Linked DNA regions of Mus musculus: region 2 is linked to region 1. Evidence: chromatin loops called from intact Hi-C (ENCODE). Cell type or tissue: gastrocnemius. All regions are shown on one strand.

Evidence for each region. Hi-C counts contacts between places; a loop is a spot of excess contacts. Peaks named below come from ENCODE experiments on the same cell type or tissue, not always from the same donor. Only the 100,000 strongest peaks of a DNase experiment are listed, where the experiment ranks them.
Region 2: a loop joins it to region 1, with 6 times the contacts of the local background. A loop is called at or near these places in 24 of 42 quality-filtered maps.

What each region holds. Positions count from the first base shown.
Region 1 is chr1:57,427,897-57,430,396 of GRCm38, forward strand. No RefSeq gene overlaps it. Among named protein-coding and RNA genes, the nearest start is that of Gm22371, 6.8 kb to the left of the region's middle. In gastrocnemius, a CTCF peak has its summit at 1,203 (motif pointing right); DNase peaks (open chromatin) are centred at 664, 1,208 and 2,044; H3K4me3 peaks cover 1,750 bases; H3K27ac peaks cover 1,139 bases.
Region 2 is chr1:58,030,049-58,032,548 of GRCm38, forward strand. It overlaps Aox1 (aldehyde oxidase 1), which reads left to right. Exons shown (of 35, transcript NM_009676.2): 1 at 1-10. Among named protein-coding and RNA genes, the nearest start is that of Aox1, 1.3 kb to the left of the region's middle. In gastrocnemius, a CTCF peak has its summit at 1,331 (motif pointing left); DNase peaks (open chromatin) are centred at 649 and 1,367; H3K4me3 peaks cover 1,769 bases; H3K27ac peaks cover 1,342 bases.

The DNA.
Region 1 (2,500 bases):
CGAACCTTGATGGCTAGCTTTAGGAATGTAATTTATTTTTATTTTATTTTATTTTATTTTTTTAGCAAGGCAGAGGGAATGGGGGAGAAGGGTAAGACCTGCCAGAGCCATGCCCTACATTCTAGAGCTGGCTAGAGTCCCTTCAGTGAAGCCCAGGGCCCACCAATGTGACGAGACACAGTCACCACCTATGTCAGGGATAAAAGACAGAAGCCAGAATATTCTGGCTGAATGTGTTGGTTAGCTGTGTTGGAATTCTGGCACACCATTTAAAAGAAAGAAAGAAGAAAAAAGAAATTACTTTGCTGAATTACTCTTCGTGTGTTCCTTTGTGTGACATAGAGGTTATACTTTTCCCAACACTATGAAGCAAAATTGTCTTATACTAATAGTAGTTGTCATTTATCTATTGCCTACAGTGCCCTAGGGACTCACACTCAATATTTCCAACAAGACTTCCACCTTAAAGAGGGGTTATCATTATCTTCATTTTACAGACAGGGGAATGGGGGCATGGAATGATTTACAAACTTGTCTGGGTTTGTGCCATTGGTAAAATCTAGGCTGCAGAACACTGGGCAAACAGGAGTAGGCACTGCTGTGAGAATCTTTGCCTACCTACCCACTAGAGCAGAGACTGGGAAGCAAGCGAGCTCCCAAGCGGTGCATGCGTTCCGAGTGATGGTGCCAACTTTCCTTTCTAAGCCTTAGTGACTGTTTTCAGTCCTCATCATAACAGTAACAGGATTCTCTTAGAAATTAAATGCAGCCGCATACGTGAAAGTACTTAGCTGGTTTCTGGCACACGGGTCGCTCTGAATTCCTTTTCCTTCCTCTCCATATAGCCCCATGCCCTTAGCACTGAAAGTAGATCCTGAACACCTTGGTCAGACAAGCCCACTGGGAAATCTAACCTTTAAGCGATCTGTACTTTCACAGATCAGAATTGAGCAGAGCAATCTCCCTAGAAACAGCCTGCCATGCTGGCGTCTTGTCCCACATTGCTAATGACCAACAGTACCAGCCATCAGCACTTGCCAGCTAAGCCAAAGGGGGCTTTTAAATCTGCACTGATTGGATGCCATGGGGCTGGGTTGACAAGTAGCCTCCTGCTCCATTTCTAGATGCGAGTCAGTGAATTAATAGCTTGCCCCATTGTTTTCTAACACAGCCAATTAAGTGAACAGTCTGAATGTTTTGGCCAGCAGGCGGCAGCCTTTGCTAACATAATGGTCGGTACTCCTCTGTCTGGCAGAACCCCACCAAAAACTGGGTGCCTGTGAGGTTTACATGGTGTAGCCTTTAAATTGGGACGGGGCACAAATCTTGGCAGATAGAATTCCGAGAACTGGAATGGGGGCAAACCCCGTGTTGGTTTTTATCCATCTCCAGCTGAAATGGAGAGTTTTGATTCAATTGTGAACGCAAGTCAAAGATAATTTGCAGCTCCCACTCGGGACAGCTAGAAACACTGCTCACACTCTTCATTGCTTTAAAACTGCAGTAACTGTGGAACCTGCTGCTAGCTCTTGTTATTTAGCACATTAATATAGAAGTACACATAGAACCATATCACATATCTGTTGGTTTTGTTTTGACATTTTAATACCTACCTTTTGATACCACTGGCTTGCTTTGAGTTGTTATAGACGGTTTTATTTAGTTTTAAGTGTATTTACTTTAAAGCATTTTTTTTAATGATGAGAAATCTACAGACTTCACCACTCTGTCAATAGGTCCATAATTTAAAACCAGTACCAAGAGCATCCAGTGACAAGGCTACCAGAACAGTCTCTAGAAAAAAGAGGATCAAAAGATTTTTTTTTTCTTTTTTGTACTCAGTAGCTGTGACTTTACTCTTATCCTTCCATCTTTTCCAAAGATGTGTGCCATATCTGTATGAAACTGTTTGCAGCGACGCCTGGCAGAGTACACTTTAACCTCAGGGTGAGATTTTGGCGTATTCAGATCACATTACTAACAAAAGCTTCAGTGTCTAGGATGCCTGCCATCCCTGCCTAGGGAAGGAAGAGGCACCCGCTCTTCCAGCTGCTTTCACATCTTTGTTCCGCTTGATTTATTGCCAGGGCTCAGGGATCCCCGTCGACAATTACTTCCTTTTCGGCAAGAAGCCCTGCGTTCCCTCGAAGCGTCACTTCTAGAATCTAGTCTCCTCTTCTTCCTCCCTTAAGAAATATTCTGAAATATGTTTAATAGGAGGGGGAAAAGTGTTCTTAAACACCCCCCTCCCATCTTCTTGTTTCCTTTCTCCCAAGTAAGGGAAGCCACACTAATTGGGCAGACCCAGCCTGGGGCTAGGTACATTGTCCATTTTCCTGATACTTTATCCCTGAGTGTTGTCATGGAGACTACAGGAACCAAACAAGTCCACTGGAGGAATGTTACCTAACACTTTCTCATTCTTGGTCGCTGAACCATCTTCCCAGCTGGATCTTCCAACTGCCTCTATCCCCACTGCTCCCCAGCCTTGCTTTTTCCA
Region 2 (2,500 bases), 600 kb after region 1:
TGGCCAGAAGGTGAGAGCCCGCGGGTAGGCAGACTCCTGCACCACCCCGGACCCCAGTTCTGGGCCCTATCCCAGCCTGCGCCCTGCTTTCGCTGAAACCTTAGCATGGGGTCTCATTGGGTCCTCAGCATAGGAATCTGCATTATAAAACTCAAAGGAGATCAGATTATTTTTCAGACCTTTCGCATCACGACCAGCGCATGGAAGACTAAGAATTTCAGAATGTCTGAATCCCAGGGCCTCTCCCTTCCGGACGGGGAGCATCCAGACCTTCCCTCCCTTAAAGCCTCCGGCTGATAAGATCTTCCAGCACAATTAAATAAGTAGCCTCAAGTCTCTGCTTGTCTGGGTGAGCAATACCCAGCTTTAACAGGGCCACAGAGGTGCACTGGTTCTAGCTACTCTGTGATTTTTCAACTTGGTGAAGCCAAAGCAAGTTCCTGGCACAGCACAGCTTGCCAGAATCAGGGGCTCCTGCCGAGTGTGGCATTTTGTTTTATTTGTGTGTGTGCCTTGGCTCTGAAGACTTTTATGGCGGCTCCAGGCAAATCCTGTTGCTTGGGGACAGCAAAGCCTCTGGGCATCGTTTAAAGCAGCCGTCTGGGCAGTGGCCCAGCTCATCTGGAGTGTTCTCTGTGTAAACTGATAGCACTTTGAGTGGGGGGTGGAGAGCTGCTGTCCACAATGTCAGTTCCGCCCTTTGGATCCCGCTGTGTTCCCTGTGTCTGGCTAGGGACAGCCAGAGCCCTTGTTCTAGCTGGCACTGGCTGACCAACTGGAAGCCAAGGAAGGTTTAGCGCCAACCAGACCTTTCCTGTGTGAGGACTCTTCGGAGGCTATGAAGTTGAGTCACACTGCTGTAGTTTTGTAATGTGTTTTCTTCCTTGAAGAACAGGGTCTCCCAAATCATAGAAGCCCCCATTTAAAAAAAAAAAAAACCTTTATGAGTCCCTGCTTCATGGCCCTGAAGCGGGATAGATGGATCCTTAAATAGATGAAACCCATTAGCTGTCCCCCCATCTCCCCACAGGACTACCATGAAGGTGAACTAGAATAATGGGTGAAATGGCTGCCCTGTTCCTTCCGTTTCCTTTTGCATAACAGAAAAAGCTGGAGTGTATTCTGTCCTTACTAAACGAACGGAATCCATTGCCGCTCACTGGAGCCTCACTGCCTCTTGGAGGCAGACTCCAAGGCTACTAACAGGCCAACACTACTTATTGCGAAAAGAGCAATCATGAATATCCATTGTGTGTTTTCATGAACATCCTAACAGATACTAAGCTATGTTTAAGCTTATGGGATATAGCAAACCACAGAAAGGATGCGACCCCTGCTGGTGAGGGGTTGACACTGCTACACTGCTGGGGAAACAGCCAACAGGCATATAAATAAATGGAGAGAGTGTGGTGTCAAGCAGCGGCAGGTGCTGGCATGAAAACGGAGTGATGAGCAGAAACTGATGGGGTGGATGGAGGGGATGCGTTGACCTTTCAGATCAGGGGGCATTGGAGCAGTGTCTGGGATGAAGTAGGACCCAGTCAAGCGCGTGCACACAGACACATACACACAAACCACATATAGACATATATGTATACAAATGCACACACACAAACACTCACATATGTATATGTGTATACAAATACACACACACACACATATATGTGAAAGGAATTTCAGGTAGAGATATCCAGGTGCAAAGGTCCTGGAGCAGAAGAATGTTTGTTTACATATGATGGGAATAGATTGCTAGGGCTGGAGGTGTGGTCAGGAGCCAGGGTACAGCTTTATAAATGATGCTAAGAGTCTAAAGCAAGACAGCAGCCATGTTGAGTCTGAGGTCTCCTCCCTCCTCCCCCTCATCCTCCCTCTCCTGCTTCCAAACAGCAGGGTTCTTAACAAGCACACAACTTTGTGCTGCACTGATTTTGAAGACTAAATAAGTCCTTTTTTACCCGAAGCTCACCTTACCTCTTTCAGTCCCACTGTTAGCAATGCTGGACCTCCAGGTTCCTCGAACTGAGTCCTGGGACCAAATGTTCTGTGAACACCCTAGAAATACTTTGATTTTATGTTTTCCATTTACATGTTTCTTCGTTTATTCATTCATTCACTTTATATTTATTTGTTTGTTTATTCATTCATTCATTCACTTTATATCCTGACCATAGCACCCCCATCCTAGTCCCTCACCCGGGGGTACCAACCCACCCTGGCACCTGAAGTCACTCACTGCTGGGCTAGGAACATTCTCTCCCACTAAGACAGCCCAGTTAGGGGAATGAGATCCATAGACAGGAAACAGATTTAGGGACAGTTCCCACTCCAGTTAGGGGACCCGCACAAAGAACAAGCTGTATGCTCTTTGGTTGGTGGTTCCGTCTCTGAGAGCATGCAAGGGTCCAGGATAGTTGTCTCTGTTGGTCTTCTTGTGGAGTTCTTATACTCCCTGGGTTCTTCAATCCTTCCTCCAACTCTTCTATAAGACTTTACATGCTCT